7 separate regions of the Mus musculus genome follow, and all the other regions are linked to region 5. A link is a loop called in an ENCODE intact Hi-C map of the cell type or tissue named here. Cell type or tissue: heart. All regions are shown on one strand. Each heading gives the region's core, and the rest is flanking DNA. Links, peaks and the distances in the headings are about the cores only.

The links. Peaks named below come from ENCODE experiments on the same cell type or tissue, not always from the same donor. Only the 100,000 strongest peaks of a DNase experiment are listed, where the experiment ranks them.
Region 1: a loop joins it to region 5, with 5 times the contacts of the local background. A loop is called at or near these places in 14 of 42 quality-filtered maps.
Region 2: a loop joins it to region 5, with 5 times the contacts of the local background. A loop is called at or near these places in 19 of 42 quality-filtered maps.
Region 3: a loop joins it to region 5, with 8 times the contacts of the local background. A loop is called at or near these places in 3 of 42 quality-filtered maps.
Region 4: it touches region 5 in a loop (2.9-fold over the local background); 8 of 42 quality-filtered maps call a loop at or near these places.
Region 6: it touches region 5 in a loop (3-fold over the local background); 4 of 42 quality-filtered maps call a loop at or near these places.
Region 7: a loop joins it to region 5, with 6 times the contacts of the local background. A loop is called at or near these places in 16 of 42 quality-filtered maps.

What each region holds. Positions count from the first base shown.
Region 1 is chr5:25,162,690-25,167,035 of GRCm38, forward strand. No RefSeq gene overlaps it. Among named protein-coding and RNA genes, the nearest start is that of Gm33836, 3.0 kb to the right of the region's middle. In heart, for the core only: a CTCF peak has its summit at 2,681 (motif pointing left); no DNase peak of the experiment used is centred there; H3K27me3 peaks cover 532 bases.
Region 2 is chr5:25,080,568-25,084,913 of GRCm38, forward strand. The region is part of intron 1 of Prkag2 (protein kinase, AMP-activated, gamma 2 non-catalytic subunit); the gene reads right to left. Among named protein-coding and RNA genes, the nearest start is that of Gm42232, 17 kb to the right of the region's middle. In heart, for the core only: a CTCF peak has its summit at 2,180; DNase peaks (open chromatin) are centred at 304, 1,204 and 3,484; H3K27ac peaks cover 587 bases.
Region 3 is chr5:25,829,908-25,834,253 of GRCm38, forward strand. Actr3b (ARP3 actin-related protein 3B) reads left to right here. Exons shown (of 12, transcript NM_001004365.2): 8 at 1,704-1,877; 9 at 2,479-2,571. Among named protein-coding and RNA genes, the nearest start is that of Gm42237, 60 kb to the left of the region's middle. In heart, for the core only: a CTCF peak has its summit at 1,927 (motif pointing left); no DNase peak of the experiment used is centred there.
Region 4 is chr5:24,798,283-24,802,628 of GRCm38, forward strand. No RefSeq gene overlaps it. Among named protein-coding and RNA genes, the nearest start is that of Rheb, 42 kb to the right of the region's middle. In heart, for the core only: a CTCF peak has its summit at 2,301 (motif pointing right); no DNase peak of the experiment used is centred there.
Region 5 is chr5:25,008,579-25,012,924 of GRCm38, forward strand. The region is part of intron 3 of Prkag2 (protein kinase, AMP-activated, gamma 2 non-catalytic subunit); the gene reads right to left. Among named protein-coding and RNA genes, the nearest start is that of 1500035N22Rik, 25 kb to the left of the region's middle. In heart, for the core only: CTCF peaks have their summits at 1,944 (motif pointing right), 2,762 (motif pointing left) and 2,963; DNase peaks (open chromatin) are centred at 2,103 and 2,643; H3K4me3 peaks cover 863 bases; H3K27ac peaks cover 1,452 bases.
Region 6 is chr5:24,778,491-24,782,836 of GRCm38, forward strand. The region is part of intron 1 of Gm33591 (a long non-coding RNA gene); the gene reads left to right. Among named protein-coding and RNA genes, the nearest start is that of Crygn, 23 kb to the left of the region's middle. In heart, for the core only: a CTCF peak has its summit at 1,914 (motif pointing left); no DNase peak of the experiment used is centred there; H3K4me3 peaks cover 417 bases; H3K27ac peaks cover 1,928 bases; H3K27me3 peaks cover 284 bases.
Region 7 is chr5:24,900,740-24,905,085 of GRCm38, forward strand. The region is part of intron 5 of Prkag2 (protein kinase, AMP-activated, gamma 2 non-catalytic subunit); the gene reads right to left. Prkag2os1 (protein kinase, AMP-activated, gamma 2 non-catalytic subunit, opposite strand 1) reads left to right here and starts at 1,830. Exons shown (of 7, transcript NR_040684.1): 1 at 1,830-2,099; 2 at 2,426-2,546; 3 at 3,618-3,746; 4 at 3,909-3,977. In heart, for the core only: a CTCF peak has its summit at 2,262 (motif pointing right); no DNase peak of the experiment used is centred there; H3K27ac peaks cover 193 bases.

The DNA.
Region 1 (4,346 bases), core at 279-4,278, 150 kb after region 5:
CTGATCCCTGGCTCACACACTCCCCAGCCCTGGGAACTACCATTCTGTGTCATTATTTTGTTTTTAATATTTGTGTATATTGTCTGTGGGGTATGGGGGTGTTGGTATGTAGGGGCACGAGCAGAAGTCTGAGGACAAGTCAGATGGCACCTTCTACCTTGTTTGGGGTCTTGTTGTCATTTGCCATTGCTTACCCTGGCTAGAAGGCCAGGAAGTTCCCAGGGGGTCTCACGTCTCTGCTCCCCTCATCTCTCTGTATCTCAGTAACCCTCAGTCTTACCGGGACTGCAGACACATGACTGTGCCACATGTCCCACATCGGCCTTCTCACGTGGGTACTGAAATCTGAGCTCAGGACCTCATGCTTGTGCAGCAAGCACTTTACCCATGGCCACACCCCTAGCCTCCCCACCCTACCTTCAGCTGCTATGACTTTGACCATTGTGGGGACCATGTAGATGTGAAAGCTACCTGCCTACCCCCCCCCCCGCCCCAGGGCATGAGTGTGGTGGTGGTGGTGGTGGGGCGGCTACCTTTTGTTTGCTGAGCAGTGGTGCAGGCAAGGGAGAAATGGCCTCCTCCCTCCTTTGTTCTTCACTATCTAAGGCAGGCAGGAGAGCTGGCCCCAGGGTCATGAGGGTGGGAAAACTGGATATGTCTCACCTGCTACAACTCTCAGAAGAGAGGGCCCCACACCTCACCTGGGCATCAGGGTAGGGCTGTCCTGGTAGCAGGGGGTTTGCTGGTGAGCTGGTCCTGAGACGTGAGAGTGGGAGAGCCTGTGGGCTGACCAGCTCAGATGCCTCTCAGATCCAGATCCAGGACTTTGAGTTGGCAAACGCCAATATCTGCCACATCGATGAACTTCTGGAGTGCTCAAAGGAGCCGGTTCTACAGATCCAAAACTACTGGATTTCCATGACGCAGGGCAACAACAAGATATCAAGAGGAGTCCCAGTGAGGATCCAGCATCAATAGTGTAGAAGAAGCAGAGGCCTCGAACCAGACCAATGAACATTTGCATGCAAAGAAGTATGGACAAAAGGGTGCACTGTGAGACACACTGGGACACACTGCAGCTTCCACAAAAAGATCTTTTTCTTTACTGGGGGAAAGGTTGTAAAGGTGGAGGGTGGGTCTGAGGGAAGGGAGAGATGAGTGGGATTGGGGTTCATGATGTGAAATTCACAAAGAGCTGATAAAAGGTTAAGAGAAGCAGCAACAGAAGAGGAGGAGGAGGAAGAGGGGGAGGAGGAGGAGGTAGCGGTGATGGTGGTGGTGGAAGTTAAACACAGGATTTGTCCTTTTGGGACTGGCACATTTCACCAAACATTATGTCCTTAGGACTCACCCTGGCTGTAGCATGGGTCAGAATCTCCTCTATTGCAACTGTGTGGATACACCATAGTTTGCTTACCCAGTAATGTCCAGTGGACTCTGGTCATTATTTTAACAAACATTCTTTGTGCCAATGATGAGGCATGCACAGCATTTGGCGCTAGCCACATGATTGCTGCGGACAAAGTAGAGCCTGGACTTCAGAGGTAAAACAGCATTGAGTAATCATGCCAAAAGAGTTGATCTTTCTTGTTTGAAGAAATCATTAGTGCATAGACTGCTCTCAACTCACATACCCACACCATTAAAAAAATCATAACATCTGTATAGAAATGAATCAATAAATTGTGGGACTAGTCACGGAAAAGCTTGAAAACTACCATGCATGGCATGAATCTTCTAGGAGGTGGGGAGGAAATCTGAGAACTCTGCCTGTCTCTAGCCCCATTGTTTCTGGTTCCAGCAGCAGGCATAGCTGTAGGAGCATCCCTGAGTCTGGGAGGACAAGGGCAGAGATGCTAGTACTCTGCTCATACTCAGAGGCAATGGCTCCTATGCCAGCACAGGTGCCAGCTGGCCCCTGTCCTCTGGCTGATATTTATTATGACCTCTACAAACAGTTAACAGTTTTGTTGTTTTGTTTTCTGAATCAGTGTCTCAGAGAGCACAGGCTGGCCTTCAATTCCTTATAAAGACCAAGATGGCCCTAATTTCATGATTTCTCTGCCTCAATTTCCTAGTTGCCAAGATTTGGCTAAACTGTTTCTTATTGTTTGCTTTTAATATTCTCTCTCTCTCTCTCTTTCTCCTTCTCCTTCTCCTTCTCCTTCTTCTTTTCTTCTTCTTCTTCTTCTTCTTCTTCTTCTTCTTCTTCTTCTTCTTCTTCTTCTTCTCTCTTCTTCTTCCTCTTTCTCTTCCCTCTTCCTCTTCCTCCTTTTTCTCCTCTTTCTCCTCCTCCTGAAATAGAATCTGATGTATCCCTGGCTGGCTATGTAGCTAAGAATGGCCTTGAACTCTGATGATCCTATTTCTGTCTTTTAGAGGTGGGGTCACAGCTATGCCCTATGTGTCCTCTTCATCCAGTGCTGGGGATTGAACTCAAAGCTTTGTGCATGTTAGACAAGCACTCCACCAAACAAGATTCATCTTTAGTCCTAAACTGGACTAAAATTCTTTCAGTTTGTCACAGGCTCTGTGATCAGTTCTGGAATTTGTAGTAAGAGAAGAGGCTTTCACACCAGAGGGCTGTGGTTGGTGGTTCTGACATTCAGACCTCCTACAGCATCACAGGGTGCTGTACTTGTTGGGTACTTGACTACTGAGTTATTCTAGATCTCCCTCTTGTGGGCCATCAGTGAAATAAAACACATCAGTTACTTTTAATAAATGTGATAATGAATAGTATAGGTTGTGAATCAATTGCTGTGAATTCTGTAAACCGATCAAGACCCTTAAAGGTTTTCATTATAAAATATTACTAAAATGTGCATTGCGAGGCAGTGAACTGTGAGAGGTGCTAAGGTGGAGCTAAGGTTTGAAGCCCTAGGGATCCTGAAGGGACCATAGGAGCTTCACCTGTTCCCAGCACCAGGCCCCTGGCATGTAGCCACAAGCCCCTATATAGAGAACTGTGGCCATCAATCACATTGAGGCAGTGCCCCCAAGCCCCTTCTCGTGTAGATGATGTATCTAAGGTCAAGTCAATATGAAGCACCTGCTATCAGACCCACCCCACCCCGAAACTGTATATAAGATCCTATCCAGAAGGAATAAAGGGGTGTGAGAATTACTCTGTTGTCTGAGAGCATCTGTCACAAGAGCTATAACACTGCCTTTGTCACCAGAAGCTCTACTGCACTCTGCTCACTAGCCACCCCCAGCCAGCTTGGCTCGGCTCAGCTCAGTGCAGCCAGTGCAGAGTCTTAGAGCAACAGCGGCTGCCAGAGCAGTGGAGCGGAGGTGGCAGAGGCATTTTGCCCTGCCTGCTTGTACCCTTTCCCCTTCACTTGAACCCTCCCATCAGGCTAAGCCAGAGGTCTCTGTGGATAGCCTCTGGTACACAGCCTGACAGTGCATAGCATGTAATATAAAAATTGAGTCCACAAGTCATTTTTATCAAAGCTTAACATTTATCCTATATTTATTATTTTAATCAATTAATTTGTGTATGCACTTGTGTATACTACCTATGTTGAGGTTAGAGGACGGCTTGTGGGATTTGATTCTTTCCTGTTGTGCAAGTCCTGGGGACTGAACTCAGGTCATCAGATTTGACTGCAAGTGTCCTTACCTATGGAGCTATTTTGCTGGCCCCATATTTATTATAGGTCTATTATCATAACAACTTCCACAACTTGAACTTTATTCTGAATTTGTATTAATTGTTCACATACTTATTCTTATACATCTATATACATGTGTCAATATAATACAAGCTATTACCTTACAGGCTTTCAATCTTCCCAAAAATTTTAACACTATACATTATTTTGTAATCCCCATTTTTCCTTCAAATTACACTTGTGAAGTTTATCTCTCTGTCTATTTTATTGCTTTCCCTCCAAGGCATGTGTTCTGTGCATCTCTTAACAAGACTTCTGACTCTTTTAATTTTTAAGAGAAAGAGGAGAAAGAGCTAGGCAATGGTGAAAATCAACAGAGCTGATACATCATTTGAGCCTCAAAGTCTACTTGAATTAAAGAAGAAGGTTATGGGTGTTTCCCCTTTCCCTGCAGCAGAGATGTAGATGCATTCACAGGCTGTGGACTACACTTGCTCATGTTTACTTTTCTTGAAAAGGAAATGACTTCCAAAACAGAGCGGTCAGAACAAATCAAAAGTGGAAGTTGACCCGTGTCACAGGAAGTCCATAGGAAGCCAAGCTTAGGTAGATGTAGGAGTGAAACAGCTATTTTGAAACTCATCTAAGAGCTGTCAGTGAAGAAGGAAGCGTCCCATATGAACCAAAGGATAAGATTGTGTAGTTTTATGCAATGAAAGTGTAGTT
Region 2 (4,346 bases), core at 148-4,147, 72 kb after region 5:
GGGAGGAAAACGTGTCCATAGGGCACCCTTTACTGAAACATGGGGATCAAATGTGCTCTTTTATTGAAACTGGCCAGCAGAGGCAACATTCCCTAGGGAGAGAAGAAGAGAGCATCAGGCAAATGTGAATTTGTTCTAGGCTCTATCTCAGAATAGCCCAAGTTGGCGGTGATCCACCCTGTAGGAAGTGGGAAAGCACAGCTCAAGAGAAGCCACCAGCCTTCCCGGATAAACGGGCTGAGGCTCACACCAAGCAGAGGGATCCTGAGCCTGGGCTTGAATCCGATGGGCAGCCTCTAAAGTCCTGCTCTTCTCCTCACCTCCATTGCCACAGGTCCAGGGAAAGGCGCTCCTTCAGCCGCCATTGTCCCGCCTCACCCAAAACTGGGTGCCAGGGAGAATGTAGAGGCCAGACAGTGGTAGGGTAAATCCATTCCAGCCACTGAGGTTATCTTGTGTGGGGGGCAGGACAGGGTCACGTGGGAGGGACAGGTGGGTGTGTTCTGCATGTGTACACATGTGTTATGCATGTGTGTGTTGAGACCAGAGGCCAACTTCAAGTGTAGCTCCTCAGGAGCTGTCTGCCTTGCTCTAGAGACAGGATCTCCCACTGGGCTCCATGGTTCATTGACTAGGCTAGGCTGGCAAGCACTTTATCCACTGAGCCATCTTCCCAACTCCAAGTCACCGAGTTTAATTCTGTCCAGGGTCAGGGAGATTCAGGAAGAGGCTGAAGACCAGTTTTCCCCTCTTGGAAGCAAAATCTGTCAGTACAGAGAAGAAACCCTCAGCGAGCAGCCACACCATGGTCAGAGACTCTCCACCAGCAGTGTGCTCAGTATCTTGCCTTCTCAGTGTCTGAGGAAAGTCAACTGAAGGGGGGCACTTGTATCCTCACCACTGAGACAACTGGCATGGAAGGTTTCATTTACAGGCTGAGGGGTGGAAATACGGAAAACCAAACAAACCCAGAGCTGGGGAGACGGAGACTGTAGCTCATGCCAGAAGGATTTCAGTCAGGTTACTGTAATTAAGCCAGGCCTCTTCCAGTGGCAGTCAGGAACACAGCCTTCCAAAACTGAAGCAAGTGATGGTGCTGCCGAAGGGCGCCTGCGCTCTGGGTTTTCTTTCCGCCGCCCTTGGGCGTGTAGGCTGGCATACAGGCAGCTTCTGCTTTTGCTAAACTACTTCCTCTTCTAGAACCTGCTCGCCTACCCTCCTCCCTCATTATTCCGTCCTCTGCTCCAACACCGGCTGTGACACCCTCTGCAGTGCTGCACGTGGGGCGGGGATCTGTTTCGGGGCCGTCCTCACCTTCCTTCTGCCTTGGATGCCTGGTTTCTCTCCAGAGGCGACTGCCCGGAACATCTCCACATTCCCAGCTCAGCAAAACCTGCTGGCTTTTGGATTTTTCCTCATTATTTAACCTTTAACCCTTGATGCCCAAGGGAGGTCATCCCTGACTACTAGAGAAGACTGATGGGCCAGAAGGGCCATGGTAGATGCTTCTAGAAACAAAAGCACAGGATGTTTTCTGCATCCATAGATCCCTCTGAATCTCATGTAACAAATATCTCAATCTTCTGTTCTCTTCCACATGTACAAACCTTCCACCTATTGCCTCCAAACACAGACTGTACACCTCCCTACCTGAGTGGGTTAGTAAGAGGGGAGCCAGGTCCTCCTGCTCATCCAGGGGCGGGGCAGCGGTAGGATAGCCCAGTGAGCCCTGAGCAGAGCTGAAGGAGGAGGGCTCCAAGGAAGACTCTTAGCTCCACTCCACCCCACTCCACCCCACTCCACAGTCTACCCCAGATTCCAGAAGACTGCCTGCTCTGGACCATGCTGCTCATGAACACAGCTTTATCAGTGAGCAGATGGATACATGGGTACGGGGCAACAGCCTACCCAAACTGACACTGTTAGCATGTGTGAGACGGTAGGAATAGAGAATCCCTAGACTGTGGCCTTTACATGAGCAGATGTATTTGTTATCCGGAAGACAACATTCCTAGGGTATGCCTCCAGATTATTAACCACAGCAAGGGAAGCTTAGGTCCTGAGAAGCAACCAGATACCCAGGCCACACAGGAACATATAGCTACATTATGAATGCTTTAGTCCCGTTGGACTCCTGGGAGGACTGGGAGAGAAATGGTTGGAGCTGTTGCCCCCTGCCTGGGGCTTGGAGGAACTGCACAGACCATGACCTCTCCCTCTTCAGTCTCCAGTCTATTTCAGAGCAGTGAAGAAACAGAGGGAGAATAGCACAGACTCCACTGGGCCAGCACTCCAGCACTGGCAAAACTTTAACAACCTTCCACAACATGGAATTCCAAGAGCTCTCTCTGTAAATCTGGATCTCTCTCTCTCTCTTGCTCTCTCTCTCTCTCTCTCTCCTTCTCCCTCTCTCCCTCTCTCTCTCTTGCTCTCTCTCTCTCTCTCTCTCTCTCTCTCTCTCTCTCTCTCTCTCTGCCTTTCCCTGACAAAGATGTTGGGGATACCTTTTAAAAACAAGTGGTGATCATGACCACCAAGGGCTGGATTGCCACATGGTACCCTTAGGCATGGCCTTCGGAAGAAGGAGGGCAGGCACACTGCTGGGTGAGTGTAAGGAGGGCAGGCGCACTGCTGTGTGAGTGTAAGGAGGGCAGGCACACTGCTGGGTGAGTGTAAGGAGGGCAGGCGCACTGCTGTGTGAGTGTAAGGAGGGCAGGCACACTGCTGGGTGAGTGTAAGGAGGGCAGGCACACTGCTGGGTGAGTGTAAGGAGGGCAGGCACATTGCTGGGTGAGTGTAAGGAGGGCAGGCACACTGCTGGGTGAGTGTAAGGAGGGCAGGCACACTGCTGGGTGAGTGTAAGGAGGGCAGGCACACTGCTGGGTGAGTGTAAGGAGGGCAGGCACATTGCTGGGTGAGTGTAAGGAGGGCAGGCACATTGCTGGGTGAGTGTAAGGAGGGCAGGCACACTGCTGGGTGAGTGTAAGGAGGGCAGGCACACTGCTGGGTGAGTGTAAGGAGGGCAGGCACATTGCTGGGTGAGTGTAAGGGGGGCAGGCACATTGCTGGGTGAGTGTAAGGAGGGCAGGCACATTGCTGGGTGAGTGTAAGGAGGGCAGGCACACTGCTGGGTGAGTGTAAGGAGGGCAGGCACACTGCTGGGTGAGTGTAAGGAGGGCAGGCACACTGCTGGGTGAGTGTAAGGAGGGCAGGCACACTGCTGGGTGAGTGTAAGGGGGGCAGGCACACTGCTGGGTGAGTGTAAGGAGGGCAGGCACACTGCTGGGTGAGTGTAAGGGGGGCAGGCACACTGCTGGGTGAGTGTAAGGAGGGCAGGCACACTGCTGGGTGAGTGTAAGGAGGGCACACTGCTGCGTGAGTGTATCAGGAGCCTGGAGAAAGGAAGTGACATCATCAGAGTTCAGCAGGCTTCAGGAGGAGCCGGCAGATGACAGCTTCAGAGGAATGCTTTGCACAGCTCAGCTGTTTAACGTGGCTCTAGCAGGGCCACACGGTGGCTGGGCCACACACTTGGTTAACCCTGTAAGCCTCTCATTCTCTGTTTAGTCACCTGTTGGACGTGGTCCACTTTAACCTGCTAGCGTCCACTGCTCTTCATTGCTCAGCAGACGGTGCCTCACACCAGGGCCTCTCACCCCAGCTCTGGCTCTTCTATCAGACCGCACTGCTTCCTTCCAGTGTCCACAGTAGAACCTAAGCCTCTTGCTTCGTAGGTGAGGAAGCTGGGACCTCCATGCTAGGCTTCCCCACCCCCACCTCCGCAAGAGACCCTTGGATGACTAGCCAAGAACTCAAAGACAAACCCTAACCCACTCTTGTTCTGCATGGCCAATGTCACTGTCCCTGTTAGCTCCTATCTAACAGAGAGCAAAGCTGACCCTTAACTGGGCTTAAAACCGTCAAGTATTTAAATTTTGTATTTAGAGTCTGAGTCATACTATAGCATGCATGTATATCTTTTTATATGGCCTCCCTACAAATACATGCATAAATACACATGTGCACACATGCGCATGTGAATACAAATATTTGTACATATACACATATGACCCTCCAATCCCTCGAAACACATTATATTTTAGGGCTTGAGGAAATGAATTTATCAAGGTCTCTGACCCCATCATGGCTGCATGTGTCTCTTTGCTGAAGGCTCCCTGAGCATCTCTGGGCAACCCTTCTGCTGTGTCATAAGCACGTGGAGACAGATTCTCGGTGCCTAGAGACAAGAGCTACGTAACAACCCTGCCAAAAAGCCAGGCAATGGGAATCTAGCTACCAAGGAACACGGACTAACAGTCAGAGTCTGAGGAGTACCAGGCATCCTG
Region 3 (4,346 bases), core at 121-4,120, 820 kb after region 5:
GAGTCTAATTAAACCAAACCTTCAATTAGCTGCATGCTGCTTCCCCATCTCCCTCCGTGCTTCCGTTTAGAATCAGGAGGCGAGTCGCAGCAGTAGCTGTCAGGAATCCAGAGGTGTCTGCATGCTTTGTGTCCTGAGAGTCCTCAGAACCCTGCCAGTCTAGATCTCAGGGTCCTTAAACAGAATCCACCTGCCTGTCTCCAGACCTCAGTTACATGCTACGACAGTGACAGGAAAATGTGAACTTAGTAACAAAAGAGCAAAGTGACTCTTAGGTCATTATTTAGAGGGTCTACTTGACCTCACCCATCTTCCTATTGGTGTGGGCATGGCAGTTACAGACTTTTAAAAGGAATTTTTCTTCTCATCTAGCAAAACTAAAACATTAAAAAAGAATCAAAATGCAAGAGATTCCTGAGTGTTCAAGGCTGGTTATCATAAATCGAGAGGAGGGAGGATTTTGTTTGAATCTGGAGAAGGGTCTGAGGTGGGGTATGACATGTGACCTCACACAGCTCTGGTTCGGAGCTGCAGCATAGAGGGGTAACTTTCCTGCTGTTTCCTCTCAGCCAAGCATCTCTGGAGGTTGGTTGAATTCAAAGTTTCAGGGGACGAGATTTCTGAATTTTGGCTGATGCTAGTTGAGAACAATCCTTTTGGGATGGGACAGGTAGAGGGATGGCTCCTACAGAAAAAAATGCCACCTGTCTCTCCCTCGTGGGCTTGGGCTTCCCAGGACTGGGGAGACTCGAAGTCCTCAAGCAAAAGGGAAAAGCTGGTCCTTCCATGGTGGGGAGAGGTTTGAAAAGATGTCCTCAGACTTCTTTGTAGACTAAAATATTTCCAAGGTTTCCCCTCAGCCTTTGTTTCCCTTTCCTCAGTGGGAGCCATCTCTTGGCAGCCCCAGTGCTCTCGCCTGATTCTGCTCTTATTCTATAGTAGCTGCCAACTGATCTCATGATGTTTGCTTATTTCAGTCACCTAGTGTCTGACTCTGAGCTAGATGGCCTCTGAGAGGGACCTAAGTGTTTCATGGACTGTGTATCTGCAGGGTTGATCAAGTGACTTAGAATACCTAACCAGCAAGGGCAGGGGATCAAGCAAACATTTAACAGGAGGACAGATAGCATTTCCTTAGGCACGCATGCGTTGTGTACACACACACACACACACACACACTCTCTCTCTCTCTCTCTCCCTCCCTCCCTCTCCCTCTCTCTCACCCTCTCTCCCTCTCTCCCTCTCCCTCCCTCTCCTCTCTCTCTCTCTCTCTCTCTCTCTCTCTGTCTCTCTCTCATGCAATTGACTTCTGAATTCTAGAATGGGCCAAGCTTAGTTTGCTGGTCTCGAAGTGAGGCTGGCACCTGACAGGGAGCCTGAGGGGGCAAGCAAAGCCTGGGTGGAGACAAGGAGCTGATGTTTTATAGATATTATTTCAGACAATATGGCAACAGAATTAGGGAGAACATGGAAGTGATGTGTAACCATTGCAGAGAAAACAGACTTACCTATTCAAGTGTAGTCATGCTTAAGCTGAAAGACAGCAGGACACATGCTTGATGGGTCAATCACACAAGAGTTACAGTGTAGGCAGAGATGAATTCAGAGGTGTCTGTAAGATGTGGGTTCTTGTGTATTTGTCAGAGGGCAGAGACGTTGGTACTTATCAATGCTTTGGCCATGTCTTTTTTGTGTACATACAGGAGAAGTACTGCTACATTTGCCCGGATATTGTCAGAGAATTTGCTAAGTATGACGTAGATCCTCGGAAGTGGATCAAACAGTACACAGGGATCAATGCCATCAACCAGAAGAAGTTCATTATAGATGTTGGTTATGAAAGGTTCCTGGGACCAGAAATATTCTTTCACCCTGAGGTAAGATGTCTGAGTGTACTGAGTAGTATATGTGGAACGATGCTGCCCTCCAGTGTGCAGAAGCAGCAGTTCCCAGTAAAGGGACCCAGTGAGCAAGTTGGTTTCACATGGTGGTTCCCTCTGCAGCATGGTTGCCTGGAGCGCCTTGCTGTAGGCTTACCCACTTTAACAGTTAAGGTTGGGGTTATCCTGGGCATGAGGAAGATCTCTGAAGAGCAATGGAAGAAATGGATTTGAAACTGATCACCAGGGACCTGTAGGAATAAAGCAGTCACAAATCTCAAGGACTGTGTGCATTGACCCCTGTATGAAAGTAACACTAAGCCAGAGTGTTTTGTGACTGTGCGTGTAAAATCAGTGAATGCCCAGCTGGTGAACTGGCTCATAACTATCTGAAACTCCAGCTCCAGGGGATATGCTGTCTTCTTCTGGTCTCTGCGGGCACTGCACTCAGATGCTCAAACCCACACCCAGACACACCCACACGCATAGCAAAGTACATCACTAAAAGTAAAAATGAAGTCTTAACATTTTGTTTGAAAATAGTTTGTGTTATTTGAGAAAGTGTATAATGTTTCTTTCATATTCGTATGAAATATAGTTTGCCAACCCAGACTTTATGGAGTCCATCTCGGATGTTGTCGATGAAGTCATACAGAGCTGTCCCATAGATGTGCGCCGGCCGCTGTATAAGGTATAAACTTCTTGGGTAAGGTGTTTTGACTTCCTTCCCACATAAAAGGCCTGTAGTTGTTGCCTATCCATGAAGCATGTCTTCATCACTGCTTTCCTGCTCCCGGCAGGAAACGCGTTCCAGTTGTGTATAACTGAGAGCTTTGACTCAGAGAAGGGAGGAGTGGGACGCTGGGAATATGACACAGCCAATAAAGGGACTTTTCAAACTCTTTTCTTCCTCCCTTCCCCTCCCTCCTCTGCTTGAGCCCAGACATGACTTTCCTGTCTCCCTCCTCCCTAGCACTGGGGTTTCAAACCCTGTGTCTCCATGCCTGGCATGAGCTGTCTTTTTGTCTTGACTGCCAAACTGGATTGAGTTACACAGCCTGAGCCATACACACCAATTGAAAGAGGAAGGTTTGTCCTGCTCAGGCTCTCTGGGAACCGCTCTTATTCTTTGCTGGGTATTTACGGTCAGTGCTGAGGTTAGCATGGCAGTAAGTACAAATATGCACGTGGAGAAGTTTTCCAAAATTCTTTGATTGTCTGGAAATGTAAGACTGAAATGAGAGAAATCTAGTCATTGTTACATGAAAGGAATAATAGCTGACAGCTGGTTAGCAAGAGCAAAAATTATCCTCAGCTAACATGTGCATGTGTGCATCAAGCCTTCATCCTCAGCTAACATGTGCATGTGTGCATTAAGCCATCCTCAGCTAACATGTGCATGTGTGCATCAAGCCTTCATCCTCAGCTAGCATGTGCATGTGTGCATCAAGCCATCCTTAGCTAACATGTGCATGTGTGCATCAAGCCTTCATCCTCAGCTAACATGTGCATGTGTGCATTAAGCCTTCATCCTCAGCTAACATGTGCATGTGTGCATTAAGCCATCCTCAGCTAACATGTGCATGTGTGCATTAAGCCATCCTCAGCTAGCATGTGCATGTGTGCATCAAGCCTTCATCCTCAGCTAATGTGCATGTGTGCATTAAGCCATCCTCAGCTAACATGTGCATGTGTGCATCAAGCCTTCATCCTCAGCTAACATGTGCATGTGTGCATCAAGCCTTCATCCTCAGCTAACATTGCATGTGTGCATCAAGCCTTTGACTCAGCTTCATGACCTCACATTACACTATGCACACACAGGCATCTACATTTTATACAGAGAAAGGTGCTTAGTCAAAATGTATTAACTACTGCTCTGTTCCATACTAGACACTACATACCTTTTGAAAGAACGGAGTAAATTCCCATGGAAAAGTCTTTGGTGGGAAAACAGCTATTGTCATGCAACTCATATGAGTATAGTGCAAGGGGTTTAATAGTTACTTGCATTTCCTTATTCTTTACAGGATATTGCTGTGCAGTCTAGGTTGACTCTAAACTTGTAGTCATTTGCCTTAATGCTCTGTTTGCTGGATTATTTGTATAGCTTTCATTAGTCTTGTGCTGAGGGTCACTATACAGTCACACACATACTTCCAGATTGAGTTTTGTGTCTCGTTGCTTTCCAGGCCCTGTGGCTGTTGAGAAGCAACCTTGAGCTTCTTCCGGCTGAACAGATTATTCTTGAAAGCACATTACTAATTGTAGGCCTTAATCAACTAACAAATATCTGTGCTGCATTGAGCGTGTATATGTTAGAGAACTGAATCAAACAGTTGCCTATGGCCACTCCCCGTAGGCATGCTGTTTCTGTCCACATATTGAGCCCTTGAAATTCCAGTCCCTGTCCCAAAGCCCATCCATACAGCTCTGAGTTAGTGAAGTTTCTGCATGCAGGGGGTC
Region 4 (4,346 bases), core at 230-4,229, 210 kb before region 5:
TCAGCTGTTCTGGCTTCCACACCAGGCTGCTTCTCCTTTTAGGATGAAGCCCAGGATGCTTGCCTCACTGGCATTAAAAGGCTGCTGACTTACCTGGCTCTGCCAGTCCATAGACACTAGGGATAAAAAGACAGATCCCAAGTAGCCCGGAGCCTCGGTGCAGTACAGTTCCCTGCTGGGAACAGGTTGGCCCTGCGCAGGAAGAACTGTGTAAAAGTCTCAATTACTGAGACCACAGTATTTGAAATCTATACAGTCTGTTGTGAGAGAGCCAATGACTTGATGACCAGGGTTTGATTCCCAGAAGCCTCGCAGTGGAGAGGAGTTCTGCCTCTGGAGAGTTGTCCTCTGACTTCCACATACATAAAGTAAATACAAATGTAATAAAAAATTACACAAAACACAGCAGGATCAGTGTGTGTGCTGACACCCTCCCAGCTAGGTAGGAGGCTGAATCGGAGCTGGGCTCCAGGCCAGCCTTTTGATAAACCAATCAAACCTGCGAGAGTGGCCATGAGACTTTCGGCATCTATTCCTCTGATGACGAACCAAGGTTGTATTACCACCGATTCCCTGGCTGTGGGCTGGGACAGATCCTACTGTACTGCAATAGCAGTTGGGCGCCAAGCTCTGAAGGCCCAGCTAGTGACCCGGCACACTGAGCAGCGGCTCTCCTGATGAAGGAATAGCGGCAGACTTGCATTTCTGTCACCGTGGCAGCAGAGTCCAGTGTTGCTGATACCACAGGTCAAACTGGTATGAAGAATTGTTCTCAGCCTTTGTAAGCTTGTGTGGAGAGGCCATCTGTGAGTCCACCCTGCTTGGAAGGATGTGGAACTTGGGGGCTAGCTCACACTGCTGAAGGAAGGCTGAGGCCACCCACCAGGCTGGTGGCTGTCAGGGAAGCAGGAAGCTTCACCAAGTAGTGAGGACTGAGTCCCGATGAGCACTCAGGTGGCCATCAACAGTCACCTATGGACTATGGATGTGTTTGTCAAAGGCCCTGGAAACATCCAAGCTTGCAGATTAAAAAAAAAAAGTTATTTAAGCCGGGCGTGGTGGCCCACGCCTTTAAGCTCAGCACTTGGGAGGCAGAGGCAGGTGGATTTCTGAGTTTGAGGACAGCCTGGTCTACATGAGCGAGTTTCAGGAAAGCCAGGGCTACACAGAGAAGCCCTGTCTCGAAACAAAACAAAACAAAACAAAAAACCCATAAAACCCCCCAAAACCAACCCCCCGCCCCCTCCCCCAAAAGATTAGAAGCAGTGGGCTGGGGAGATGGCTCAGCAGTTAAGAGCATTGACTGCTCTTTCAGAGGTCCTGAGTTCAATTCCCAGCAACCACATGGTGGCTCACAACCATCTGTAATGGGAATCCGATACCCTCTTCTGATATGTCTGAAGACAGCAACAGTGTACTCACATACATGAAATAAATAAATCTTAAAAAAAAAAAAAAAGATGAGAAGCAGCATATTCTGAGTCCTTGCACAATTCCAGATCACCAGGGCTGCATTCTGAGTCTGCATCACACATGGCACTGGGCACCAAGGGTGAAGAAAGCTCCACTTGCCACAGGAGAGGGACTGAAGGCACTGAGGACAAACGGCAGGTGTGCACCTGCCTCAGCAGGTGGAAGGAGGCAGGCCAGAGAGGAGTGTATACATCCCACAGGTGGGCTGCTCTTGGCCATGACTGGCCTCAGTACCCATGGGGAAGGCTGGCAAGAAGGTAACCTTCCTAGAACTCTGAAATGAGCTAGTCTCCAGCTATGTGCACAGCATTAAGGCTAGCCCAATGCTGCCAGCAGGACTCCAGTCTGTGAGCGAACAAGACGACCCTCGAGAAGTGAAAATTCTCCATATGAACAAAAGCTTGCGAGAACACCAGAGGAAATATTATCTCTATTGTCTGTTAATATGTTACAGAGATAATAGATAATGCGTTATAATCTATTATTATATTTTATCTATAGGAAATGTAAAATACCTTATAGGCTGACACAAAGACAAAAACTAATCTACACAAAGAATCAAGGGATCTGTAAAGGTGTGAGACAGAGGTAAAAGGGGGCTGGAGAGATGGCTCAGAAGTTAAACGCATGTATTGCTTTTGCAAAGGACACATGTTTGATTCCCAGCACTCAGACCTGTAACTATCTCCAATGCTTCTGGCCTCCAGGGGTTACCACACACATGCACATACTTAGACACATAGTTAAAATAAAACTGAAAAAACATGTAAAAATATGACCACTGGGGCCCCTTCCCTTCCCTTTTCAGGGCTGGGCCTGAACCTAGGCCTCCTGCAGAGGGAGCTCTGTCCCATTCACATGGTTTTAGTCTTGTTCTTATCTGAGACAGGGTTTCTCTGTGTAGCCCTGGCTGTCCTGGACTCACTCTAATGACAAGGCTGGCCTTGAACTCAGGGCTGTCTATCTCTGCCTCCTGAGAGCTGGGACTAAAGGTGTGTGTTACTACATGAGGCTTTCATCTCTCCTATTTGTAATAAGCAGTTACAAGTCTGGTAAGGCACTCAGCATATCGAAGTGTCATTTCATGGCAGTAGCAGCAGAAACAAGGCAAGTGCATGGAGCACACACAGACACACACCTGCTTGCTTTCATTAGCTGCTGAAATCAACTTGCATTTCTGAGTAGGAGTGTTAAGAATTAAGATGTTGTAAATTCTCAGGGTAAGCAGGAAAAAAAAAATCATAGGAACTTGAAGTAGTTCAATGAAGTGTCTGTTTCACAGCTCCAAGTGTGACATTTGGGGAGGACCCGGGGACCCTGACGATGATCAGCTGACATCTGCTGTTCTGGATGAAGCACCAGGGCTTAGCATACCAAGGTCGCTTCAGGTCCATGTGGAAGCCCCTAGAAGAGGTGACACTGAAGGCTGAGGGAAAGGCAGACACAGGCTCCAGGCCCGAGTCTCCCAGATCTGGATTGGATGTAACAGAGAAGGGGGACACAGGTGGGCTGTGTGGGAGAGCAGGGGACAGAGGTTGGAAGACGTGCTAGACAAGTACCTGCAGATAAGCTGAAATCCTAGAGGCAGGCCACACTTTTGAGTAAAATCAGTAATTATATGTTGGGAGTGCTGGGTATGACGACAGACACCCGCTGTACCCACTGTGGTACACTGACTGAGTTTGAAACCAGCCTGGGTTGCATGGCAAGACACCCCTCCAAAAAAGGAAACAACAACACACTAGAAACACCCATGAGAAAATCCAAGTAGATAAAGCGATAAGGATAAGATGGGGACAGAAAACTCACCAGGCAGCAGAGTTTGTATATTCGTTTTTAAAATTCCTTTCTTCTCCCTCTACCTCCTCCACCTCAGATCTGATCCTCCTGCCTCAAAGGCAGTTAAAGCCATGAACACATAAAGTGAAGGCAGAAGAAAGGCCCAGTGAGAGGCTTAACAAAACAGTCACGCTTAGTTTCACCAAGTCACTGAAGACACCAGGAAACCCTAGGACTCAAACATAGCAGCCAGGTGTGGGCCATGTGGCTGGAAAGACAGCAGAAAACAGAGGCGCCTGGGGGCTATTAACAATGTTTAGGAGAGCCTACGGAGGGAGGTAGCTGATGAAGAAACAGACTGGGGAGAGCAGAGCAGATGGCTGCTTTAGCAAAATTCCATGTAAATCTTACCTTGTAATGTGATTTTAATTATTTTATGTGTATAAGTACACTGTAGCTGTACTGATAGTTGTGAGCCATCATGTGGTTGCTGGGAATCTGAACTCAGGACCTCTGCACACTCCAGTCTAAAGATTTATTTATTATATCTAAGTACACTGTAGCCATATTCAGATGCAGTTACTGATTGCTGTGAGCCACCATGTGGTTGCTGGGATTTGAACTCAGGACCTTTGGAAGAACAGCCAGTGTTCTTAACCGCTGAGCCATCTCTCCAGCCCTTGAAATGTGATTTTACTTGTACTTTGAGATTCAAGTTTGAGCTGTAAAATACTTGTAAACATAACCCTAGTTTTACACTTGTGCCTCCTGTAGCTCAGTGAAGCTAAGATGACTTTCATATGCTAAGATAAACATTATCTTTTATGACACACTATCTCGAGCTGTCCAGTTCAGCTAGAGTGGTGACAGCAAGCTCCAGGAAGCCTGTCTCACCTCCCCAGTAAGGGCTTTAGTAAATACTGGGACTCTGATCTTAGGTCCTCACGTTTGCACACACACTTTCTTTCCCAACTGAGTCACCTCCCCAGTCCTTGCAAGATCGCTCATGCTCATTTGTGACAATATTTACTGCCACGATGGTAGATGAAGAGGAAGGAATTTATCACCTCTCAATTCTTGGGCAGAGGCCACAG
Region 5 (4,346 bases), core at 235-4,234:
CCATCTGTTTTCAGCGCACACAAGTTCCACTTCCCTGCAGGACCCTGAGAGGCAGGGGATGAGAGAGGTGTCTTCAGGAGAAGGTGCTGGAGCTGGTGCAGAGCTGTGAGTCTAGACCCTGGGGCTAGAGGAGCGAACTTACTCCAGTTTATAAAGCCTTAGCCCGTTGGTTCCTGCTCTGTGGCCCTTTGGTCCACATAGGCTGCCCCACTGCCCCGAGTTTGTTCTGCAGGGCAAGCCGGGGCAGGGCCCCCTCAGTCCCGGGAAAGCCCTTGGCGTGTAAATTGTAGACTTGCAGACTCCAAACTGAAGCCTTGAAAACTGGGGTGTACTCCTCCCCTGCACTGCACGAAACCTTCAGCGTTTTATGGGAAAACAGACTTTTATTTGAAAAATAAACTCCCAGTTGCTGGGCTATAAAAGAAGGGCTGTCTGGGTTCCAATGCCGCAGTGGTGTGAAAGGGGCTGAAGTCTTAAGTTAAATAAACTTCTCTGCAAGCTCATTTGAATTTCAAAGGCTGTGAAGGCACACACTCTGATAAAGAGCCACACTCAGAGCAAGCGGGTGGGGGTGGGGGGGATGTCCAGTCCCTCTACTTAGTCTTCCTGGAAGATCTGGAGCACTGTAACCACACACAGCAATGACATTCCTTTGGTGGTCTGTACATCTGACTTCGGTCAAGACTGAGCAAGGAAAGATACTTCTCCATCTCTGGCCAGAGTGCATCTTGCCAGTCCCACTCTCCACACCCTAGCCAGACTCAACTGGCAGGCCTTTCAAACTCATCTCTACGTCTCTGACCATCTGGGGTTGTATTTTCCAGACTGCAATCACTCTCTCCACCCAGATCATAAAAATCAGCGGTCTTATCTGATAAAGCATGCTAAAATCAGAGACAACGAAGAGATTCCAGAGGAAATCCCGTGTCATGAGAAGGGGGTTCTATGCTGGATGACAACATCGTGTGTGTGTGTGTGTGTGTGTGTGTGTGTGTGTGTGTGTTCACAAGGCAGAGGGGGGCAGGGGCAGGGATGGGGAAGGGAATGTGTGTACAGGGGTGTAACTGTGGTATCTGGAGGCCATCATCTCAGCCGTCCTTCAGGCTCCATCCACCTTGCTTTTTGAGACAGTCTCTCACTAAATTAGTTGAGGTTGGCTGGCCAGCAAGTCCTAGAGGTCCTCTGGTCTCCTCCCAGCCTCCTCTCCTCCCAGGCTGCTACCACACTCACCTAGATTTTTTTTACCTTGGTTCTGGGACTTGAACTCAGACTCCCAGCACACAGAACTGAATCACCCCCCAAGCTCTCCAATGTATCTCTTACTGCAAACAGCAGTTAAGAATTCAAACGAGCAGCAGGGAAGCCGCTGGCTTCATTTGCATGACTTGTTCGCAGGTTTTCAAGTATCCCACAGATGCAAATAGCCCAGGGGCCAGGGTGTGTTCTCCATCTTTTGATTTCCACCTGTCTTGCTGAGGGCTGTGTTAATCTGAGGGCTGGAACAGCCTTTGTGTAATCAGAAGAGGTGGAACCCAGGACAGAGATTTTTTTATTCCTTTTTTTTTTCCTAGTGGGACAAAGATAAGGCCCCAAAGCAGTTCCATCAGCAACGTCAGTGTGCTATTAAGACAAGATTCTGTGTATTGCTCAGTGGGGCTGGAGGAGCTGACCCAATGTTTCCATCTCAGGTCCCAGTGCCACTGCCACACCATGCATCATCAGCTGCTACTTGTTTTCATGCTAGCTGTAAAGTCTATCTTAGTCTAAACCTCAGTCAGGACGATTCTGATCTGCAGGAGAAGGGAAAGGAACAAGAGGAGCTGAGTTCTTGGTCTCAGCCCAACAGAGCGCAGAAGGCAACAGGCCTCCAGGTTACAGTGCCTTCCACTGTCAGCCCTGAGGCTAGAGCTCTGCTGTGGGTGGCCCTCCATGCACTAACTGGGACTGGCCGGATGGTGGCGGTAGAGTGGGTGAGACGGGAAGAGCTGAGAGAAGAGTCAAGCCCAGCGCGTGGTTTCCAAAGAGAGGAGCGAGAGAAGCCAGTCAGGAGGCAACAGACTGCAGAGGGATTTGTGGTAAGAGTTCAGCTCACACACAGGAGGACGGCTTAAGCCAAGCATAGTTAAGCAAGAGTTTCTAGAGGAAAACAAGCCTGAAGTGACGTCCCCAGGGAGGCTGGAGCCCATTGGCTTGATGTCAGGTCTGTTTCAGTGGCTCTCGGATGGCCCTCAGTCCCAGCTGTAGTCTGAGCAGCAGCCACACAAGCTTATGCAAAGGGCACACCCTTCCTCTGGCTTTCCCAACCATTCATTTAAAGAGCCCTGGGCTCCACCATTGAGGCCCCACCTTCCTGACCTCACCTGTAGCTAGCTGGCTAGCTCTTTTCCTCAGGACTGGAAAAAAATGCCCTGCATTCTCCTGCCTGGCACGCCATCTTTGGGCTGTCCAGCAGAGCCCTCTCTGACTCCTTCCCATCAGAGAGGCTGCCCCTGACTCCCCTACACCTAGCACCCCGTCACCCTTCTGATTTTCTTCCCAGCACTTGACACAGCATGGTGATGCCTTGGCCACGTATGTCCCGCTTGCCTCCAGGATGGCAGGGATCAGCTTGTTTGCTGTGGCCTGCCCAGTGCCAGAGGTGTGAACCTTCCTTTTGGCCTCCTGATTCTGCTAGGACGAGACACGTGCAGGGACGGTTCCTGCTTTTTTCTCACAGCAGCGCCTGCTCAAGGTTCAGCATGTGAGGCTATAGCACCCCCTAGTGGCCACAGTACCAAAAAGCCAGGAAAAATGTAAGCAACTGATGGGACAGGCCCAGGACAACGGGACCCCAGCTATGCTCTCTCATTTTACACACCCCCACACTGTGTGAGTGAAATTAGATGTAAGAAAAGATCCAGAAAACAAAGGTGGAAAGGAGGCCAGTAGTAAAGGCATCGCTCCTTGAATGTGGTGAAGACTTAGATGGTGCAGTGGCTGCCCCAAGTGGTTAAATGTAGCACAAGACATCTCAGCTCATCTCAGATGACAGGATGAACTTTTTAGGGCTAAGTAGACAACCAACTTGACGAAGTGCTTGCTGTGCATGCATGAGAACTCGAGCTTGATACCCACATGTAGGGTGCACTGCAATCTCAGAGCTCAGAGGGGGGAGATGGGGAACCCCTGGGACTCAATGGCCAACCAGAAACACCACGTGGGAGCTCCAGGCCAATGAAAAGAACCCATCTCAGAAGATGAGGTGGACAATAACTGAAGAATGATATCTAAAGTTTACCTCTGGCCTCCATATGTGTGTATACACACAGACACAGGCATGTACGCACACATGTACACATGCACACACATGTGTCACAGATACATACACGTCACAATAACACATCATACACAAGTCATTCTCACATACATGTACACACATAAGTCAAAGATACATACATGTCACATAAACATGTCACATACAAATCACTTTCACACTCAGATACACATGTAATACACTCAACACATACATCACACATGTCACATAGACACACATACATGCATATGCACACAGACATGTCACACATACACACACACACTCAAAGATGAACTTTTTAAGAGATAAACTAAGGTGGGAGGGGAGGCTCAGAGAACCCAGAAGTGTGTAAGAGGAGACTTGGGCCTAATGTCTTCCCCTCTACAAGTCTAGCTGATGAGTTTGCCTGGCTAGTCCCTTCACCAAAGGACTTTGCCCAGCCAGCTGATATACTTACCAAGGCCTCCTGATCTCTGCCTGGATACTTGTCTGGCTCCACCCAGTGTCTTGTGTGAGAGAGCAGAGCACGGCCTCCATATCAGTGACCATTTTCGCACTGCTGTGTTTCGTTTCTAATGAGGAAAGGACAGCTTGTGTTCCCATGCTCCTCTCTGCCCCTCTAACCCCGGCTTTGGAAGGTCATCATGTGGGAGAACAGTATACCTTGTCCACAGCTCACCTGGGGCAAGATAGGAGAATGCATGCTGACGCTGATGGTGTGTCTACAGAAACACATGGCTTCAATGCAGTAAGGACACTTTTTATAAAAGTACTGAAGTCAGCAGACAGACTGAATGAAGCCACTCAGAATCATTTTGCTTACTGTCTGCTCAGCTACTTTGTATGTCAGTCTTTGTCCCTTGTTCTGGAAACCATGTCCGTTCAGCGGATGCCCTCATAGGCTTTGTCGAGAAAGCATCTACTCCGCAAATATCCAGGAAACGTCTGACCTCACTGTGAAGCAGATTCTGGCCCATGAAAGATGGACTTGGTCAAGTCGGCTCTACCTCAGGCGAGATATGAGGAAGAGCACAGCTATCCATGGCTGTCAGGG
Region 6 (4,346 bases), core at 183-4,182, 230 kb before region 5:
GCTGCTTGCCCCCTCCTCTCTCTCTTATCTCTTGTTCTTACTCTCACCTCTTCCCTCCTTCTCCCCCTCTCCCCCCCCCCACGTGTCCATGGCTACCCTCTGCTTCTCTACTCTCTCCTTTTCGCTGCCTTTCTACAATAAATGCCTTAAAACCATGGACTGCCTCTTCCCATCAGGATCGGCTCTGCTGGAGCAATGGAGCGGGTTTCCCTCTACCGATCCAAGTGTCTAACCTCCCACCAGGAAGCCTTGCTGTGCTCCAGCCACGCCGGCCGCCAGCAGCCAAACCAAGTCGCCCGCAGAGCTAGCCGCCTGAGCTAGTCAGACTCTCTCCTCCCCACAGTAACCTGCCAGAGCTCTCCTTCCTGCCCCCTTTCCTTCAAGCCCCCGGCCACTTCTGCCCGAGGGTTCCCACTTTGTTCTCAGCTCTTCCTCGACATACAGTGGCGTCAGTGCCCAGCGGTCTGTAGTGCCCGAGAGTTGGAGCCCAGCTCTGGCAGTTCGGCGGGGACCCCAGACTATGCCCTTTCCCACCCCTGGAGCAGGATCCCACCGCTTCCCACAGTCCAACGCCCGCTGGGCAGTTCTGTGGGGTTGCACGCAGTCAAATGCCCCATGTCCGCCCCACCCAGTGGCCCTAACCCTGAGCAGACGTGGGACCCCCTTTTTTTTTTTGCCCCACAGGCACCCACTGTTGTAATATTTGTGTGAATATGTTCTGCTCTTCCTTGCCTCCCCCTGGTCGCTGCTACAGGACAGCCCCCCTGGAACTATTCATAATTTTCCTGTGTTCACAGTTTGCTTTTCCTACAATTCAGATAGGAAGGCTGCTGTAGCTAAGTTACCTTTCAGACTGGGTTTTGTTTTTTGCTTTTTTTCCCTGAGACAGGATCTCACCTATCCTAGATTGGCATCAAACAAGCTATAAAGCAGAACTCCTGATCCTCCTGCCTCTACCACCAGAGTGCTGGGATTACAGGTCTGGGCCAGCACACCAGACCAGACTGGCTTCTTTCACTAAGCAACAAGCTTTAAGGTTATCATGTGGGGCTGGAGAGATGGCTCAGTGGTTAAGAGCACAGACTATTCCCAGCACCCACAGCAGGCAGCTCACAACTGCCTGCAACTTCAGCTCCAGGTGATGGGATACCCCTCTGACCTCTGCCCATAAGTAATAATTAAGATTTGAAAAATAAAATGGCATAAAAGAGATTATAGTGTCTTTTGGCCAAGTGGTGCATTTCTTTTTAGCATTGAATAACCTTCCATTATCTGCCTAGGACATTGCTTCTTGGTGCAGTTTCTGCTGCCGTAATGCAAAGCCTGAATGTGGATAGTTTATAAAGAGCAGAGATTTGTGTCCTGGAGTCCGAGGCTCCTAGAAGGCTCAGGTCAGGAGGGCAGCCTGGGTCTAGGTGTCTTGGGGCAGAAGCCTGCAACCCAGCAGTGCAAGTAGCAACCAGGTGGTGTTTTCTTTGAGTTAACTGAGGTCGGACAGGAATGAAGAGCACCTAACACAAGGTTGCTCAGCGTGGGCCCAGGGCCCTGCGGTCTGGGGATCTACCCTGCGATCCTGAGAGCCCCACCTGGGCATTTCCACCCAGAGCCATCGGGGAGGGCATGCACGAACGAATGAACAAAAATGGGCTGGCACTCGTAAGCCTGCCACCAGGATCGGGCTCTAGAAGGCCAGCCTGTTTGAGCTAGCTGGGAGAGGTGTCTAGCTATGATCACCCATGTGTCCCCCAGTTCCTGCTCTGCCCTACTCTAGCGTAGGGACATGAGCTTGAGTGTTTCTCCCAAGTCAGGGATCAGACATCTGCAGAAAGGGACCTGTCAGGGGAGGGAAGTCAGAACCGCGATTTTGGAGGACAGGGTTTATGAAATGACGGATGCTGAAGCCTGCCCCCTTATGGTCATATCAGTAACTACATCCTAGGGAAATTATTATTTGTTTGTTTTCGAGACAGGGTTTCTCTGTGTAGCCCTGGCTGTCCTGGAACTCACCTCGTAGACCAGGCTGGCCTCGAATTCAGAAATCCGCCTGCCTCTGCCTCCCGAGTTCTGGGATTAAAGGCGTGCGCCACCACCACCCAGCTCCTAAGGAAATTATTAAGCACCATTGTGGGAGGCTACCAAAGTCTGTCTGTCTTATAGACTGTCTGTCCCTCATTTCCTCCATACCTCCTTTCTCTCTTTCTTTTTGAGACAGGGTCTCACCACGTAGCACTGGGTGGCCTGGAACTCCTTATATAGAATAGGCCTGGTCGGCCTAAACAGTGGTTCTCAACCGTCCTAATGTTGCCAGCCTTTATTTAATACTCATGCTGTGTTGACCCCAATCATACATTTTTTTGTTTCTACTTCATAACTACAGTTTTGCTACAGTTATAAGTTATAATGCAAATATCTGTTTTTTGATAGTCTTAGGCCACCCCTTGAAACAATCGGTTGATCCCCACAAGGGTAAGAACCACTGGCTGTGCGTTTGCGGCAGGGGTCCTTGGGGATCCCTTCTTATTTCTGTGTCTCTAAGGAATACATTTAGACATCTTGGGCTTTAATTTGCACTTCAGGCACAGATTCTGAAGTCAGCCTGAGAGTCCTTGTCAGATGAAGTGTAAACAGATGCAGCAGAGAGAACTGAAGAGGCAAGATCTAAAAGAAGGGCTTGAATGGATAAAGCCTGTGTCCTCACCAGCACCAGGCTGGGGTGCTGAGAGCTATTATTAGCCATTGAGGCAGAGGCGGGAGTTCTGCATTTAAATCCTCCCTCCCCCACTGGCTTGCTGTGTGACCAAAGGCAAGCAGCTCTGCGATGAGTTCTCCACACCCGTAAGGTGGGGCTAACAATCCACTCCTCCCAGGATCGTTGAGCAAATCAGTGAGTGAGTGTACCTTAAGTCCTGGTTGATGCCCAGCCACAGAGAACACCGTAGGAGCCTGAGGTGGTGGCACATGCCTTTAGTGCAGCTCGTGGGAGGCAGAGGCTCCAGGTTCACAGAAAGACTCCGTCTCAAAAAATAAGAACAATGAAGGAAGACATTTGATGTTAACTGCTGGTCCTTACACAAAAACACACAGGTAAACAGGGATGCATGCATGTTCATGTGAGATCACGCACACACACACACACACACACACACACACGTGTGCGCACACACTTTACTCAATATGCTGGGCAACTTTCACTGGCTTCCACACCAAAACTGAAACTGCACTATTCAACATGAAGTTCCCATTAACCCTTCCTGCAGTTCCCCACCCCACACTTTTATTTATTTATTTTTTGTTTGTTTGTTTTTTGTTTTTTTGAGACAGGGTCTCTCTGTACAGCCCTGGCTGTCCTGGAACTCACTTTGTAGACCAGGCTGGCCTCAAACTCAGAAATCTACCTGCTTCTGCCTCCCAAGTGCTGGGATTAAAGGCATGCGCCACCACTGCCCAGCCACACTTTTATTTTTATTTTGCTTTTTGAGACAGTTTCTCTGTGTAACAGTTCTGACTGTCTTGAAACTTAATCTGTAGAATTTGTAGTGTAAGCTGGCCAGAGATCTGCCTGCCTCTGCCTTCTGAGTGCTGGGATTAAAGGCATGAGCCACCATATCTGGCCTCTTTCTTTCTTTCTTTCTTCTTTTTAAGTATTTTATTCATTTATTTTATGTATATTAGTACACTGTAGCTCTACAGAGGGTTGTGAGCCTTTATGTGGCTGTTGGGAATTGAATTTAGGACCAAAGATTTATTTATTATTATAAATAAGTACAGTGTTGCTGTCTTCAGACACACCAGAAGAGGGCATCAGATCTCATTATGGGTGGTTGTGAGCCACCATGTGGTTGCTGGGATTTGAACTCAGGACCTTTGGAAGAGCAGTCAGTGCTCTTACCCGTTGAGCCGTCTTGCCAGCTTTCTCTCTCTCTCTCTTGATTTTCTAAAACAGGGTTTCTCTGTGTAGCCCTGAATGTCTTGGGACTCTTTGTAGATGAGGCTGACCTCAAAGGTGTTGGATTAAAGGCATAAACCACAACCACTAGCCTTGTGGCTGGCTTAGTCACAGAGGACATTATCTTCCAAATCAAGAGATATCCACAATTTCTCTTTTTGAAGACTGAGTAGTGTTCCACATATGTAGATCCTTCTTACATGTCATGAGAAATGCCAAGGCAGGAGTCAGAGGCAGAGAACTACAGAGGAATGCTACTTACTGGCTTGTTGACATGCTTGCTCACCTTCAGTTGTCTTTCTTACAGCCCAGGCCCACCTGCCTAGAAATAGGACCGACCATAGTGGGCTGGGATGTACCACATCTATTTAGCCATCAAAAAAAAATATATATATATATT
Region 7 (4,346 bases), core at 141-4,140, 110 kb before region 5:
CCATGAGGAGCAAGGTCATTCCTCTATGGCCTCTGCCTCCAGGTTCCTTCCCTGACTTCACTCAATGACGGCATGCCGCCTGGGTTTTCCTTCACAGGCTGCTTTTGGTCCCCAGCCAAGCACATCTCTGTAGCTTGCTCTGTCCCCTTCAATCCTTCATACGTGTTCCATGACCAACCTCACCTACTCTAGGGGTCCCTCCTGCTTCTTTCCATCCCTTCCTTGTAGGACAGAAAGAAAGAGAAATGGGGAGGTGGGGAAGGGGAGAAGAGATCAGGAAGGCAAGAAGACTATAGGGATCGTGGCTGGTCTTGATAGCTAGCGACCTGTGAAGGACAGAGGCCTGGCCAGAGAGGTGTGCTGGACATCCTTAGACACTAAAGTTTCGTGGTAAGGAAACCAAATGCTGGCCAGTATGAATACGTCGGGTCAGAGCCAGGAGTGAGCACTCTCTTAGGTGAGGACCAGTGTGAAGGTAAGTAGGCCTCAGATAGAGCCACAGGAACATTTGGTTTCTTCCATTCAGTTAGGAAGGATGACTGCATGGAGCTGTGAGTCACGCCATGTTACACTGGCTGCAAAGGGAAGAGAAAGAACCACAGAGGGTATCTACAACCAGCTATGGTGGGGAACCCACCAGGGACCAAGCCACCTCTCCAGCCATGCCTTAGAGATTAAGGATGAGCGTTGAGAAGAGGGCACGGGGCAACTCTGTGGACTCCAGGTTAAGATGGGGACGAGGGTTGACTGCTGGCCACTGGATTTGGGGAAGATAAGTTTGTGCTAACCTTGGCAAGTTTGGATGCAGGGCAGAATTGGAGTAAAGAATAAAGAGGAGACCATGGTAATCTTCTGAAAGGAAGATGACCTCACATTGGCCTCCAACATGGGCTTGACTCTAGGGGAGTCTCTGGAATGTTATATGCCATCTTAAAGAGGGCACTTCACCTCTTCCCCCCCTCCCCCCACCCCCGTGACAGGGTTTCTCTGTGTATCTTTGGCAGTCCTGGAACTCACTCTGTAGACCAGGTTGGCCTTGAACTCAGAAATCCACCTGCCTCTGCCTCCCAAGTGCTGGGATTAAAGGCACCACTGCCAGGCTCACCTCTTCTCTTCTGACTTTGCTCTTCTATGACCCAGGGTGTGTGTGTGTAATGCTTTGTGCCTTAGGGTTATCTGAGACTCAGCATAGTTCCACAGTATATGCTAGTAGTCATCAAAAGATCTAGGAGAAGAGAACATTAAAAATGCTTTTCCAATTTTTCCAGTGCTGCTGGACAATCAACACCGTTCCTGTTTACACCTGACAGGTGAAGCTGGAAGCCACAAAGGTCAGAGACAGGCCCAGGACTCTGGCGAGTGGGATGGAGTTCCATTTGGATAGTGATGGGGCCTGGACCCTGGTGGGGTGCCTATAAAGTAGAAAGACAGTCTTCTGGAGGGAAGTTCACGAGTCCCTAGCAGAGTGATGGGAGGTGTTACCTTGGTTCCTAATGACTTTCTACTTGGTTCCATGCACTTGCCAAGGCTGGTGATATGTTCCACTTCTTGCTATCCAACCACTCTATGCACTTTCCTGTTTGTTTAAACCAGTCAGGTATTTTTTTTTTTTTTTCCTTTTAGGTAACACGACCTTTTCCTGTCTGTCTTAGCCTGATTTTGCTTCTTGGACAAAATACACAGCTATTTACTTGGCTCATGATTTTGGTAGCGGGAAGACCTAAGGAGCATAGCGTTTATGTGTGCTGAGTGTCCTACTGGCTGTGTCATAATGGGGGGTGGGGGGGGAGCATCACACAGCAGCCGGTACAAGAGGGTGTGGCTCTATGGACAGAGAAGAAGCCAGACAGCGGGGAGGCTGGCTTCATCCTTTCCAGGATGCCTAGGAAGAACCAATCAATACCTGGGAGACGATACATCTCCTTTCCACGTTACACGGGGACTAAAATTTCATTCCAGAAACTTCTGGGGTGCAGACACCTTCCAAAGCACAGTCCACAGGACAACTCCTGTACCTTCTTAAGCCTAGGACACCGTTAGGATATGTTTGAACCTGACTTTGGATATACTAAAACATGTGGCAATATGTTAAATACAGGGTAAGCTAGGCAGGAAGTTTTCTACTACAGATATTTCATACAATCTTAATTATTCTTGTGGTCAAGAATCAATTTATCCCTGGCCTATAAACTCAGCCAGAGAAGGTCAGAGTTCAGAGAGCACAGACAGACCTTCTGAACCTGTCACTTTGACATGTCTACCACCAGAGGTCAGCACCCCTCATGTCACAGCCAACAAACCGGCAGGCTGACTCTGCAGAGGCTCACTTTTAAAAGCCCCGAGATTCTAGGGAGAAGGAAAGGCTTCATAGGCTCTCAGTGCCTCCCTGGATTCTCCATCCTCATGAAAATTTAATACCACATAGAAACTGTGCACCTGTTCATGTATGGTGACGCCACGGAGGGCCAGACTGCTGCAGTGCCCAAGGTGTGCCATCTCCACAGAGAACCCATCTTCACTCCCTTTAGGCAATTCCCTCCCACCAGGTAAGAATAGTGGGCACAGTTTTTTGTTTGTTTTCTTTCCCCCTTTTTTTTTTTTTTTTTTTTTTTTTTTTTTTTTTTTTTTGGTACACTGGTTATTGGATGCTCTGGAGTCTGACTTCCAAGGAGGAATGGAAAGCAAGCAAGTGGTTACCAAGCGCCAGGCCTGTGTTTGGCAGATACAACCCATAGTGATAGCAATACTAAAACAAAGCTTCAGGAGCTCTGTGGATTGATTACCCAAGGAAAGGCAGCCAAGTCTTCACACGCCAGGGCCTGAGCTCCGAGATGTTTTACTTTCCCAGAGTGGTCCCTGCTCGCTCTGGTGCTCGCGATTTCTCTCTCACACGCTCTGTGTGTGTGTGTGCGCGCGCGCACATTCATGTAAGCATGCATGTTTGGGTGCATGTATGGGTAAGGGCCAGAGGTGGCTACTGGATGTCTTTTTCCATTGCTCTCCACCTTAGTTTTTGAGATAGGCTCTTACAGTGAATCTTGGCAATTCATCTCGTCTGGTTGGCCAGTAAGCTCCAGAGATCTGCCTGTCTACGCTTCCCCAGTGTGCAGGGATTACAAACCTATATTACCATGATTATATATTACCAGATTTTTATATGTGGGTGCTGGGGATTGAGTTTAGATCTGCATTTTTTGCTGTCTAGTTTTTTGTTTTGTTTTTTGTTTTTTTTTTTTTTTTTTTTTTTTTGGCTACCTGACACCAGCTGGAGTTACCTGGGAAGAGGGAACCTAAATTGAGAAAATACCTCTATCATACTGGCCTTTAGGCAAGTCTGTGGGGGTATTTTCTCAGTTAGTGATAAATGTGGGAGGGCCAGCCTGCTGTGGGTGGAGCCTTTTCTGGGCCCCTGCCTGTATCCTTGCTTCTCAGGTGATACAAGAAAGCAGGCAGAGCGAGTCATGGGGAGCAAGCCAGTAAGTGGCATCATTCCATGGCCTCTGCCTCAGCTCCCGCATCCAGGCTCCTGCCCTGACTTTCCTTCATGATGAACTACAAGCTGTGGGGTGAGAGATCCTTTCTCCCTAAGTTGCTTTTGGTCATGGGGTTTGTTACAGAGGCAGGAAGCAAACTACAACACCACGCTGGAGCAGCAAACGTAACCATGTGAGCTATCACGCACCAGCTCCTTCCTTATTTCTGATCACCCTGGACTCAGTTAGCCCGGCTTCCCACAGTAAGACTGTGTGAGTGAGGTCTGGAATCTGCCCATGGAGAACCGTGAGGGCGGGAGGGAACCCAGGGTGCTGGTGTTGGGACAGATGACGAAGGTGAGGAGAAACCAATCAGCAAGGGCAGATGGGGAACACCACTGCCGCAAGTCACCTTAACCCTGAACCTCTCTACAGGTCTAGACTGTGGGGACAACAGGCTGGGAGCCAGGAATGGACCTCAAGCCTACGAGAGCATCCAAGCTGGTGAATAGTAGGGGTTCTGGCAGGCTGAACTGCGGGGCATGCAACTGCAGGGGGATGATCTTTATAGCAGTCGAGAGTATGTCCAGGTTCACACCTGGCCAAGAAATAAATTCAAGGCAATTAGGATAGATAAACACAAACAGGAAAATGATGTGACAGGCCCCAGAGCTTAAACCCATAAAGCGATGGCCCTGGAGATGTTCTGGTCTCACGGCTTTGCGCTCATCAGACCACTGAATTCTCAGGGCATATAAAGCAAGTATGGACATTTAAGGTGGCCGCTGGGGTTAGAGGGAGACACCAGCAGAGCAGAACAGGGGGACGAGGGACAGGCACACAGTCGGGCAGCTTCAGAGAAAAGATGAGATG